2 separate regions of the Homo sapiens genome follow, and region 1 is linked to region 2. A link is an interaction called in ENCODE POLR2A ChIA-PET data of the cell type or tissue named here. Cell type or tissue: GM12878. All regions are shown on one strand. Links, peaks and the distances in the headings refer to the core of each region. The heading gives the core; the rest is flanking DNA.

Region 1 (7,306 bases), core at 2,290-4,789, 75 kb before region 2:
GTGTAATTTGAGGTCAAAAAACATACTCCTTGAAATGTGTGTTGGAATGAATATCTTCTTTAACTTTGACAGCATGGGAAGTATATAAAGCAGTTTGACATTACTTTGTGATTCAAGCAACATCAGTTGTTACTGAAATGGCTTTACTGTTGGATGAATTTTGCATATAAGCACCATTTTGCCTTGTAATTTTAGGTTGAGCTCATTAAAATTTATTTTTATTTATTTATTTTTTGTTTTAGAGACAGCATCTCACTCTGTGGCCAGGCTTATATACTGTGGCAGGATCATGGCTCACTGCAGCCTTTGGAACTCTTGGACTGAAGCAATCCTCTCACTCAGCCCCCACCTAGTAGTTGGGATTATAGGCATGAGCCCCTGTGCCCACCTAAGGAGCATTTTTATGTCTACTGCTGAAGCTAAAAGTGGTTTAGGATAAAAGTGGTTGAGGGGGTTCTTCTCAGTCAGAAAAATTTCAGTATTGATCCCTAATGTGAAACATCACAACTAGACTTTACCACTGTTAAGCCATCAAACTGCTGCCATGTGTTGGAATAATCAGGATATTCAGCATCTGTATCTGTCAAAAAAATCATACAACCAACAACGGACAAGTCCACAAGAGCAAGTGAGGTTCACTGTTGACACTTCTGATTAAATACCACATTTTACATTCAGATGTTTTTACAAAGTTTTTGCTGATGAATAATGCAGGGAATAACTGTAGGCTTTAAATTTTCGTAGACTTACATTTTCACAAGCTTTGTAGATTTGTCCAACTAAGCCTCTTTCCGCTCTCTGTTGTTAACTACCATGATATATAACACATCTTAGCAGATTCCACATCAGGTTGTACTGAATGAGTGTTTTCTCAATTTTGTTGAAAATATTCTCATGTTCTATGCATAATTTTCATGGAGGCTAATTCTTAAGTCATTCCACACTCAGCACTGACTCCTCAAATAAACAACTGAGCAGTATCTCTGACATCTGTGGACTCATGAAAAACCAAGCAAAACCGCTTGGACTCATTTGCCTTATCTCTTCACTGGACATGTTGATGATATTCCCTGTGTCTTCAACAGTTTGAACAACTGTTCTTGCTAAAAGTCTAATAGTTTTTAAGCAAGTTTATTTTCTCTGGACACATTTCTTTGACTGCATTCAAACACTAATTAAGTCATCTTTGGTAAATGGCTTTCATTGATTGGTTGACAAATACAACACTCAGAAACTCATTTTTATTTTTTTATTTTTGTGAAGAAATTCTGCTGTGATGAGATACTCCATTTTAAATGTTCTATTTTTTTGGACTATTGCTTTCCTGTGAGTTGGAAATACTATAAAGAGTGTTCAGTCAAGTATATATTATTTTTAAAAATCAACATATATGCTATTTTTCCAGCACAGCTGTAATGCCATTGTATAATAAGCACAATGAATTGCCATTTAATTTGATAAAATAGTCCACACTTCACTGCGCCTTAAAAATGACAGTTGAAGGCTCCTTTTCTATTCTTTTCTCATTTTGATATGATTCTTATACACTGGTATTAAAAATTAAATGTCACATTACAGCAATTCATAAGGCCCTTGAAACTGCGTTTAGTTATGCTATGTTACTGTGATTTTTTGTGTGCCTTGAGCAGCAATGCAACCTAATGAGAGTGCCATCCGTGATTTCTGTTGCAACGCCTCAGCTATTGTTAATCGCATTAAAGCAGCCATAGAAATACACAAAAGAATGAGTGTGGCTGTTTCCCAACAAACCTTTATATAGTGACACTAAAATATCAATTTCAGTAATTTTCATGTGTCAGGAAATGTTATTCTTTTGATTTTTTCCCAGACATTTAAGAATGTAAAAACTGTTTTAACTCATGTTCTGTACAAAAACAGGAAATAGGCTGGATTTGGCCTATGGGCCGTAGTTTACTGATCCCTGATTTGTACTTTCGGCTCAATAGAATAAGCTAGCGCACTTTTAAATTCTCCATTGGCCTTTAAATATTACTAATAAAAATTAGGTGAAAACTACCATAAATTGAATATAGGTTATTTTTTATTTTATGCAAGCAGATATAAAACCATTTATTGTGAGAAAGTAATTCCTAGAAGAATCTTCATTTGTACTGTCACTTTATGTGAACTAGAATAAAACAAAAGTCTTTCTTATATGCAGTGGTATTTCAAGCCTCTAGGACTTCCCCCATGCCACTTCCTCTTTCCTAGATGTAAGTTGTGCTTATTGAGCTTAGATTCTATTAGGAAGGATTGCAAGTAAATAAATAAATGTAGATTATGTGGAACTATTGGGTAGCTTATGTAATCAGTGGGACTCTGGGAAACCAGGTTGTGAAAACTGACAGGAAAAGAAGACTGGTCAGCTGGTGTTACTGCCTGTGTATACCATGGTATCAGTAGAGGTAGTATGCAGGCACTGACCACCAGCGCCTCTGACATTGCTGCCACTGGACTTAAGCTCTGTTGCCACTATCACAGAGAATAATCTTTTTATTCTTGTCTTTCATTAACTCTTTATTCAAATTTCCTAGTATAATTCATGTCATCCTATATTTGGAATACTTTGGATTCAAAGCTCACCGAATTTGGAATGGTATTCAGATTCTGGGTAGCTTAAGAAGTATAACAAATACACCCAAGAAGAAGGCTGTAGCGAGCGAGCATGACAGTGGAATAAAATGAGAGAAGAATTCCTTGAGCAATTCTTGTTTTCCTTTGATTCTGTCTTATAGGTCCCTGTATTAACTTCTGAAATATTTTTCATATCACATATTTACTAATTAATTAAACTATTAGTAACTAATGATTAGGTACTAATTATATATTTGTGCGTTGGTTTTTATACCTGTCTTTAAGCTCCACATGACCTGGTATATGTTGTTCATAATTGTATCCATAATTCCTATCACAGAATCTGGCCCAGAGATAGTACTCAGTAATAGTTGTTGAATGAATAAATAATGTTTATGTGTGTGTGTGGTGGGGGGCAAATCATGATGGCTATGGTGAAAAGGAATTGAAGGGTTTTGAGCTCAAGAATGAAGTGATTCCTTTTTTTTTTTTTTTTTTTTTTTTTTTGAGACGGAGTCTTGCTCTTTTTCCCAGGCTGGAGTGCAGTGGCGTGATCTCGGCTCACTGCAACCTCTGCCTCCTGGATTCAAACAATTCTCCTGCCTCAGCCTCCTGAGTAGCTGGGACTACAGGTGCATGCCACCACGCCCTGCCAATTTTTTGTATTTTAGTAGAGACGGGGTTTCACCCTTTTGCCCAGTCTGGTTGCGAACTCCTGAGCTCAGGCAATCCACCCACCTTAGCCTCCCAAAGTGCTGGGATTACAGGCATGAGCCACCGCGCCTGGCCCAAAGTGATTCATTTTTATAAGATTAGACTGGCTGTTTTGCAACAGGTGGATGAGAGTGAAACAACGGCAGAAGTGGTTAAAATAGCTATGACAGAATTAAGAAAGACTAGGATGGAGGTCATGGCAATTGAATTAGGATGGTGGCAGTTGATATAAATATAGATAGTTTTTGTGATTACTTAAGAGGTAGAATCAATAGGACTAACTGATAGATTGTATTTGTAGGGGGAAAAAGAAGAAAGTGAAGTGGTTGATTCCCAGGTTTTTGGCTTGAGCAGAAGGATGAATGATAAGATCCTTTTCTGAAATAGGAAATACTGAAAAGGATCAGTTTTGAAGGAGGAACTCAAGAATTTAGTTTTGGATCTATTGAGCATAAGCTTTTTTTTTTTTTTAGATATCCAAATAGAGATGTCAAATAGACAACAGGGTAAATGAATCTGGAGCTTATGAATGATATACATTTTTTGCACATGTACGTATAGGTTGCTATTAATGCTGTGTGTGAGGGTGAGATGGATTAAGAAGAAATTATAGCACAAGACTAGGGCCCAGGACTGATCCTTGGGGAGCTCTTACCTTTGGTGGCTAGAGAGAAGAGCATGGAACTACAAGAGACTTGAAGAGCCATTTTTTTGAGAAAATGTAGAAAACCTGAACGATATAATATTATAGAAGACAAGTGAGGAAAGGCTATGAAGTATTGAACATTAATTCAGCATGGGCTTATCAACATGAATATGAATGTTAGACAGTATCAAATGGTTCTAAGAATTGTATAAAGAGAAAGATGATAAAGTAGACTTTGGATTTGGTAACATGGGGGAACCACTGATGACTTTAGCCAAGAGTAATTTTTGGATGTAGTGGGAGGTAGGAGAGGGGAGATAGGGTATGTGTATAGTTCTCTCTTTCAAAAAGTCGAACTGAAAGGAAGCCTATGAGTAACATGGTAGCTGAGGAAACTGGTTCCAGGCCAAAATTCTATGTGTGACCAATCAGACATACCCATTGGCAATTACAGAGTTTTGCCTGGCAGGCCTCATGGAAGAAAGCTGCCCTCCTCATACTGGTACACATACTTGGTACACAGCCAGTGCTTTGCAGTTTTCTGGAGGGAGATGCAGCCATATCCACCTCCCCACCCCCAGCCCTGTCTGTGCTTATCAAAGAGCTTCATGTGGTAACAAAGCAGGTTTACCTAAGCAAATAATTAAGTTGGGAAATGGATATATACATAGAAGCCACATAAAATAATTACTGACAATCAAGTGCCAGACTATTGGGAGTTTTCTATAAGGGCAATGCATTTGACCTTGGTATCCACAGATTTAATATTCTGTCTATTCAAAGTGATGTGGCCTGTTTTATGTGACAATTTGTAACTTTTGTGTGGCATGACTTAAAGCCTATGTTCTGAGAGGATGCTGTGAAGGAGTCATGTAACTTAGCCAATGAATAAAGCCTACTAACTGCTCAGCACTGTATCTCACAGTGGCTTTGTTTTTTCTGATGTTAATGTATTGAACAATCCTCATCAAAGGTCTGTGTAGTAATGGTGATGTTGACAATAATTAGTAATATTTGCTAAATGCAGTATGCTGAGCACTTTACATGCATTATTGCATTTTCAACTTGGGACATTTGCAAAGATCTTAGCGCTTACCCATTAAATGTCAGGAAGGACTGTAAGTTTAGAGATTAAGAAATTGTTATGAACATAGTCATGGTGGGAGTTTAATTGGTTCTTGTACAATAAATATAAGAATTTGCAGATTTTGAGAAGAAGAGAATCTTGTTTTAGGTAGATGAATGGATGAGCAAAATTATGGAGGTGATAATGAACTGGTTTGAGAAGAGTTACATATTGGCAGAAAATTGTTAGCCAGGTAAGGTAGATTATAAAGCAGGCAATGACAAGAACTTGGGATATGAAGACATTGATGTTAGGGAGAAGGTATTGGAGGACTTTTGGTGGTTAGTGATAGGAGCCAAAACTAACATAGACAAAGTGGGGATACATTATTGAAGAGTTCACCATTTCTGTTTGCCTCGTGCATTGCAAACATAACTGTGTTCATTATCTCTATTTCACATTCTCCATCTCTAAATTGAATTCATCTGTAGCTTGGATAATCACATACCAAAATTAGGAAGATTCTATTTGTATTAAATTACGTAGATGGTATAAGGGTGAAAAAAAATGTAGACAAGGTTTTTAAAGTGAACACTAGAGGTAAAATCATGTACATAAATAATTTATGATTATAGACAACAGGAAAAATGTGAGCTGAATGTAGACCCAGAATAATATACTACTCAATAAAGCTGCTGTGAGGATTTTTTTAAAAATACTTTTTAAATTGGACTAATAATTTTTTTTCATGGAAGACACTTTAGAAAACATATAAACAATTAGAATGAACAAAAAAAGTACTCATAATCCCACTGTCAAATACTGTTTACTTTTCAGTTTATAACTTTTTAGATAAATGCACATGTACCACACTGTACACATGGATGTATAAAACTTACCCTCTTACATTTTGTAACATGATTTAAAAAAAAAACTTACTATAGCACAAGACCATTTCGTGAAAATACATAACTATGTCACAATTTTTAATGGTGATATCGTTTTCTGTTGTATGGTTATTATATTTTATTTGACAGTTTGCCATTATTGGGCATTTAGTTCTCAGTTTTTTGTATTAAATACAATGGAGTGATTAATATTTTGTGAATGTGTCATTGGGATAAACTTAGAGAAGTAGACTGTGAGGCAAGGCTTTACGTGTATTGTTGAGAATGTTGATACATTCTCCCAATTGCCCTCCAGAAAACCTGTGTTATTTTCTGCTTCCACTGGCAGTGCATGAGGATACCTGATTCTCAGCACCTTTGCCAACAATGGAAACGTTATCATTTGTTTTCTTTTTTTTTTTTTACTATTATTATTATACTCTAAGTTCTAGGGTACATGTGCACAATGTGCAGGTTAGTTACATATGTATACATGTGCCATGCTGGTGTGCTGCACCCATTAACTCCTCATTTAGCATTAGGTATATCTCCTAATGCTATCCCTCCCCCCTTCCCCCCACCCCACAACAGTCCCCAGAGTGTGATGTTCCCCTTCCTGTGTTCATGTGTTCTCATTGTTCAATTCCCACCTATGAGTGAGAATATGTGGTGTTTGGTTTTTTATTCTTGCGATAGTTTACTGAGAATGATGATTTCCAATTTCATCCATGTCCCTACAAAGGACATGAACTCATCATTTTTTATGGCTGCATAGTATTCCATGGTGTATATGTGCCACATTTTCTTAATCCAGTCTATCATTGTTGGACAGTTGGACTGGTTCCAAGTCTTTGCTATTGTGAATAGTGCCACAATAAACATATGTGTGCATGTGTCTTTATAGCGGCATGATTTATAGTCCTTTGGGTATATACCCAGTAATGGGATGGCTGGGTCAAATGGTATTTCTAGTTCTAGATCCCTGAGGAATCGCCACACTGACTTCCACCATGGTTGAACTAGTTTACAGTCCCACCAACAGTGTAAAAGTGTTCCTATTTCTCCACATCCTCTCCAGCACCTGTTGTTTCCTGACTTTTTAATGATTGCCATTCTAACTGGTGTGAGATGGTATCTCATTGTGGTTTTGATTTGCATTTCTCTGATGGCCAGTGATGGTGAGCATTTTTTCATGTGGTTTTTGGCTGCATAAATGCCTTCTTTTGAGAAGTGTCTGTTCACGTCCTTTGCCCACTTTTTGATGGGGTTGTTTGTTTTTTTCTTGTGAATTTGTTTGAGTTCATTGTAGATTCTGGATATTAGCCCTTTGTCAGATGAGTAGGTTGCGAAAATTTTCTCCCATTTTGTAGGTTGCCTCTTCACTCTGATGGTAGTTTC
Region 2 (7,306 bases), core at 3,240-5,739:
TAGATAATTATAATATATAAATATTATAATTAGCCATCAAGACTTTCCTAGCTGGGCATAGTGGCTCACATCTGTAGTCCTAGCTCTTTGGGAGGCCTAGGTGGGAGGATTGCTTGAGGCCAGGAGTTTGAGACCAACCTGGGCAACATGGTGAGACACCAACTCTATGAAACAACAGAAAAAAGGAGCTGGGTGTGGTGGTGCACACCTGTAGTCCTAGCTACTCAGGGAGCTGAGGCAGGAAGATTACTTAAGCCCAGGAGTTCAACACTGCAGTGAGCCATGATCACACTGCTGCACGTTAGCCTAGGCAACAGAGTGAGACCCTATCTCTTACAAAAAAGAAAAAAGAATCTTCCCTTAGGAATGGTAGTGACTATATCTTCAAGATAATGGTTATAGATGTGGAGAGGAAGAGATCTTCTATAGAGGGAGACTTCATGGAGTAGAAAACTGACAATATTGCTATTAATATTTTATTGAATGTTGGGTATACATTATTATGTATTTATTTTCTATGTCTTAAATATTTCTTAATTGTTAAAAAAATCTTTCCTTATGAAATACAAAAAAAAATTAGTCATGAAATATCTTAACCAGTAAAATGTCTAGGATTTTTCTATTAAAGGACACTACTTACAAGGATGCTCTGACATGTATGCTTCCTAATTCTTCGCTTGCTTAGGATCTGCTTGAATCTGGCCCGTAAAAGTACTGTATTTATCCACATTCTGTACTGGTTTTCATGGTGACTTAAATGCTTGTGAAAAAGTAACAAATTTCGTAACCCTGGGCTTGCGTTTCTGCATGACCACAATCAGTTGGTGCTGGGTGTCAGCTGCTTCCTTTAGTTGGGGCATGTGCTTCACAGTTCTCCACACTTCCCTGTGCTTTCTGATACTAATGTCAAATGTCATTTGCCATTTATCATCATAAATGTTTGCATTAATGGCTTGATACCTGTAGACAGTTTATGACTTTTATATTCAGTAGATATCACAGTTTTCTATTGATATTTTGCTTTGATATTTTAATTTGATGTCACATATTTCCAATACTTTATAAAGCGTGCTTACATACATTTTCCCTTAAACATATGACATAAAGTAGTCTTTATTGGTTGTCATCTCCTCCTTCTCTAATAACCAATCAGTCCTTTTGTTTTACCAATTAAATATTTCTCAAATCTGTGTTGTCCTGTTTGACCTTTCTGCTATTGTTTCAGCTCAGGCCCTCCTCTCACCTGGAATTCATTAATTGCCACCTAACTGAGCTCCTTGCCTCTAGACACATTCCTTTCAATTCATCCTCAAAAATATTGCTAGAGTGATGTATCAAAGTGCAGATCTGATCACATCTCCCCTTTGTTTAAAATTTTTCTAAGTCTCTTCATCTTCCATGGCAGGGGTTGGCACACTTTAAGGTCCAGATAAATATTTTAGGCTTTGCTGATCCTAAGATTCCTGCTACAAATAATGAACTCTTATTGTTGAGTTGATCACAAAAGCCAGTAGGCACTATGTAAACAAATGGCATAGCCTATATCCCAGTAAAACTTATTTATGAAACCAGGCCACTGGTCCAGGTCTATAGTCTCTTAATCCCTGTTCTGTGATATAATACGTTCTCCCAGTCTCCTCACTTGTCTCATCTACCACTCTTCCATCTTGTTTCCTATAGGTTTTCCAGAAGGACCATTCAAATTCTTAAACTTTTCTGAGCACAACATCTTCTTTCTGTATCCAGTTATTTAATTCTTTTATTCAAGCTGGGTTTCTTTTTACAAATAGCAAAATATTCTAATATATCACATAAATTATTAGTTTTGAAGTGATTATTTTCATATATAAAACTGGGGTTATTTTGTTTATTGCTGACAACTTTATAAATATATTAATTGAAGTCTCAAGTATGGACAACAGTTTTTTTAACAGGTCTTTAGTAAAAAGTCATAGTCTTGACATAATTCATGATATAATTTGTTGTTGTTGTTTAATATGTTATCCAAAAATCTCAGAGTGTGGTCACTGGTAGGAAATTAGTTTAGTTTCTTTTTCTTTTTTTTTTTTTTTTTTTTTGAGACGGAGTCTTGCTCTATTGCCAGGCTGGATACAGTGGCACGATCTTGGCTCACTGCAACCTCCCAGGTTCAAGCAATTCTCCTGCCTCAGCCTCCCAAGTAGCTGGGACTATAGGTGCATGCCACCATGCCCAGCTACTTTTTGTATTTTTAGTAGAGATGGGGTTTCACCATGTTGGCCAGGATGGTCTCGATCTCTTGACCTTGTGATCCACCCGCCTCGGCCTCCCAAAGTGCTGGGATTACGGGCGTCAGCCACTGCGTCCGGCTGGAAATTAGTTTAGTTTCATTGTTATCAACTATATTGAATCAAGGTTCACTGAAAAAGCAATTTTAGGACAGTTCATAGGAGCCGGAAGCATATAAGCCAAATTGTGTCCTATCTTCATCACAATTGTTCCTTTAAATTCCAGTTAGGAAAGCAGAAAAGTGGTTTTAGAGTCTGACTTACCTCAAATATTGAACTTAAAGGTTGCTATTTAAATTCTCATAGATTGCTTGCCTGTTTCTATGTGCAAAGAAATAACACAACTTAAGAATATGTTGTTAAATGTGTGTGCCTTGCCTTGTTATTAAATTTCAGTTAATTATGTTATTGCTGATTGATACAATGTTGGATAGTAAGCAAAACTTTTTCTAGGAAAAAAAAATGAAAGAAGCTTATCATTCTTGCATCATATATGCAAGTGCAAGATGTGATGGATTTTAATATAAATTATGTTAAAGCTCTTTAAATTTCCTAATATTTGCAAACAAATGCATTAATTTAAAACTCCATCAATTAAAACTGACCTGTAAAAGTCTTGTATGGTTGAATTTTTTTTTTTTTCTTTTTTAGCCACCAGCTGAACAGGCCAAAGCCAGACTACAGCTGGTTCTTGAAGCTGCTGGTAAGTGTTGATAATTAACTTTTATTAAATGAAGAAGTGACGAGTAAACCCTAGGCTGGTAGCATGCTTAGAAATGAGTAAAAAAAAAAACACTATTTTTATATATCCTCACAAATTTATCAGATCTAGATTATATGTATGGCCATATATTATCTGAAATATTTATTGCCGCAGTATAATGCTAAGTGTATTGCTAACAGGTCATTCTTTACCTTTTCATTTATAAAATTGGCTTCAGTTTTAGTTTTTTATTTTGATGAAGCCCAATTGATTAATTTGTCTTTTATGTACTATGGTTTTGGTGATGTGTTTAAGAATTCTTTGACTAATCCCAGATTATGATTTTTTTCTTACATTTTCTTTCTTTTGAAAGAAAAATTAAAATGGAGGAGTTAGTCTTAAATGTAACATGTAAAACCATAAAACTTTATATTTTATGGCTTTTATTTATATAAAATATAACTTTATATTTTATGGTTTTACACTTTACATTTAAGACTAACTCCTCCATTTTAATTTTTTAAATAAGGTGTAATGTTTAGGTTGAGATTTTCATTGTTCTAAAGAAAATGAGATCAGTGTCATTTAGTAATTTCCCTAATTACATTGGACTAACTCACTGGACTGTATGTTCTGGATACCATGTACTCTTCAAGTGCTGTATGTTTTATTTCTCAAGGTACTATAATGCTGTGACTTAGATTTTAGATACCATGTTCACTTGCATATAGACATTAAATACTTTACTTTTTTAAAAATATATAAGATCTATATTTTCTGAGTGCTGATATTTTACTTTGAATCTTAATGTGCTCTTCAAAAATGTATATAACTTATTCAAACAATAAGTTTTAATGAGTAGTACAATAGTCCTCTCTTATACATGGTGGATGTCTTCCAAGCGTCCAGTTGGTGTCTCAAACCATGGGTAGTACAAAACCCTGTATCTATATCTATATTTATCTATCTATATATCTAATTTATATCTGTATCTAGATACACACACACATATACACACGCTATATTTTTTCCTATACATACATACCTATGATAAAGTTTAATTTATAGATTAGGTAAGAGATTAATAATGATAATAAAATGGAACAATTATAATAATATACTTTAATAAATATAAATGTGGTTTCTTTCTCTCACTCTCAAAATATCTTGTACTGTAATCACCTATTTTTGGACCACAGTTGACCGCAGGTAACTGAAACCACAGAAAATGAAACTGCAGCTGCAGATGATGGGGGACTACTGTATATATTTCTTAAAATTTTTTACTATAAAGAGCTCATAATTTCAAGCTGGAAAAATGAGAATTCTATTTTAACATCAAAAGTAATTTCAGACCACCAAATGATAATAGTTATATTTTTAGGATTCATTGATCAAGAAAATACATATGTGCATATTGATTAAAGGATCTCTTGCATTAGTTCTTTGTATTCTCATTTAAAGTGTCCACAGTCTAAAGATTGGGAACTCCAGTATGATCGGTATACTAGCTTCCTGAATTACTAATAGAAGTAACTTACCATGTAGGTAAAAAGATTGGCAATGTTTTAGTTTTGATGAAGTGTCTCTATACTCCTCCTTATTACTCTAAAAATAATTCATAGTTTATGTTTTTATCTTATTTATCTTTATGTAGAAAACATTACTTACTAAAATTTTGTTAATTTTTTTAATATTTTCACTCAAATAAAATATACTGTAGGATAAATCTAATTAATTTGATTCTATATCATTTACATAATATGCATGGCATTTTGCTTTGAAAAAATATTTGCAGCTCCTAATTGAGTATTCCAGCTCATAATTGAGTAAACCCTTGCTTTGAAGGAAAATATTTATGTTGCTTAGCACAGAAAACATTTGTTTCCACAAATGCAATTTTAAATAATTTTATTTCATAGTTTTATTCAGTTTTTTAAAAATATTTAGTATGATTTTGAAGCACATTAGAAAATAGATGTGATACTCCAGACCTCACAGTGTATAACTTGCTTATATCCATCTGAGTTGTCATCCCTAACATTTAACTTCAATGTTCTAAATTGTATCTAAGGATAAAGAGCTAGATTCTGTGAATTTGAGAAGCATCCAAAATTATGACAATTTTCAAGTTAAAAAATTTATTTTGGCCTAGGCCCGATAAGCAAAAGACAGACCTTAGCTAAATACTCAAGTTTTTAAGTCACTCTTTTTTATTGAATATTTATGTTGTTCAACTTTTCCCTCTTACCAATAACACTGTAATGAACACCCTCTTATACATTGTGTTAGTCATATTCTATTTTATTTTGGGGGGATTTGTTACTATAGAAATGAGTTTATGAGGTCAGAGGGTATTAACATTTCAGGTTGGTCCAAAAGTAATTGCAGTTTTGGCAAAACCTCAGTTACTTTTGCACCAATTTAATAGAATGGCTTTTTGTACATTTTTGCTGTATTGTTTTATAAAGCTTTGTGCTACTTTTCATTGCCACTGGTTAAGTAATCGTTTTACTAGAATTGCTTTTTGATACCAGTTCCGTGAATATGTTGCTGTATAATATGATATAACATATTACACCTTTTTGAAAAATATCCAGTATTGTTTTTAATGAGAACTTGTGGCATAGTAGAGGGCAAGTAGATGGATAGGTAGGGGAAGAGTACATAGCTAACTTACTGTCAAGATTCTAGTTGTCTTTTTGGTGATGAATTTTAAGGTGTTCATTATATTATTAAAAATAAGCAAATAAATAAGAAGAACTTGAGACCTGTCTGGTAAGTTTTGCAGTCCAGCCTAGTCTCAAGGTTGAGATAAATGGATAGGGAAGTCTAGTAGTACCCATTGTCACATTGGAGTTCACTTAGGTTCCTAGGAAAAACACCTTGATTTGGGGGCCTTAAAAGTGGCCATGGGCAAAGACTTCAGGCCTTATGCTAGATTCTTGACGCAGGATTAATTTTAGCCTTACAAGCAGCATAACTTGATAGATAAGGTTAATATGTAGAAATCCTACGATTAGACTTAGTTGTTTACTCTAGCTCTGAGTCCCAGAAGAAAGTTTTATATTTAACTATTGCATCGTAATTGATATTAGTAAATGTTAATAATGTTATTGGTTTGGAATTAAAATCTGTTTCGAATATTTAGCCACGATTTTTAGTGGTATGATTCTGAAAGGCATATGAAGGACTAAAATAAGATTTAAAAAAATGTACCTATAGGGTGTTATGATTATTATATCAAACATAAATTTGAGTCTGAGATTTTATTGTATTTGGGTTAGGAACATACTTTATATGTGCTAAACTATTACATATTTGTACTTTGGTTCAAAACTTTGAACATTTTCTTTGACTCTTTTATAGGCGATAATTCACCTGGACTTAATTATTCTGATTTTGTGTAATTTTTTTGTATTTATCCCTTTATTGTCTCTCCCACTGCCATCTCCTTAGTCTAGATGCCAAACATTTCACTCATGGCTTATTCCATTACCTCCTAATTGGCTTCCTGCTTCAATTCTATTACTTCTGTAGCGAGACACTAATGAATAGTGGAAAGATCCTAAGCCTGCCATCACCACTTGTTCTGTAACTTTGAGCAGTTTAATGTTTATTGTTTAGCCAGAACAGAGGGTTTTTTTAATCAAATATGACAGATGTGTGTTTTTTTCTAGTTCATTGAGGTGAAATTTACATAACATAAAATTAATCATAATTGCTTAAAATGAACAATTCAGTGGCATTCAGTACATTCACAGTTTTGTACAACCATCAATTCTATCTAGTTCTAAACATTGCAATCACTCCAGAGTGAAACCGCTTACCTACTAGCAGTTTCTCCCCAGTTTCCTTTCCCCCAAGCCCTTGACAACCACCATTCTCCCTCTGTCTCCGTTTGTCTATTCTGGATATTTCATATAAATGGAATCCTATAATCTGTGACCTTGTGTGTCTGGCTTCCTTCATTTAGTATGTGTGTGTATGTGTGTATATATATATATACACACAAACATACACACACACACACACACACACACAACTTATTAATCCATTGATAAAATTTGGGTTGTTTCTACCTTTATTCTATTGTGAGTACATTTGAATATGTGTGTATATGTACTTGTTTGAGTACCTGTTTGGAGGTTTTTTAGGTGTATACCTAGGAGGGTGATAGTGGGGTCATTTGGTAATTCTATGTTTAATTTTCTGAGAAACCACAAAACATTTTCCATAGCAGCTGAACCATTTTACTTTCGCACCAATAGCAGTGTATAAAACAGTTCTCTATTGCCTCAACTATACCATATCACACATTTAAGTTACCTATTTG

The links. Peaks named below come from ENCODE experiments on the same cell type or tissue, not always from the same donor. Only the 100,000 strongest peaks of a DNase experiment are listed, where the experiment ranks them.
Region 1: POLR2A ChIA-PET joins it to region 2 with 10 read pairs; 2 of 35 experiments call an interaction of 5 or more read pairs at or near these places.

Annotation. Positions count from the first base shown.
Region 1 is chr3:158,277,563-158,284,868 of GRCh38, forward strand. The region is part of intron 4 of RSRC1 (arginine and serine rich coiled-coil 1); the gene reads left to right. Among named protein-coding and RNA genes, the nearest start is that of RSRC1, 170 kb to the left of the region's middle. In GM12878, for the core only: no CTCF peak of the experiment used is centred there; no DNase peak of the experiment used is centred there.
Region 2 is chr3:158,351,939-158,359,244 of GRCh38, forward strand. RSRC1 (arginine and serine rich coiled-coil 1) reads left to right here. Exons shown (of 10, transcript NM_001271838.2): 6 at 2,919-2,970. Among named protein-coding and RNA genes, the nearest start is that of UC.134, 170 kb to the right of the region's middle. RefSeq lists an enhancer at 677-726. In GM12878, for the core only: no CTCF peak of the experiment used is centred there; a DNase peak (open chromatin) is centred at 4,207; H3K27ac peaks cover 1,092 bases.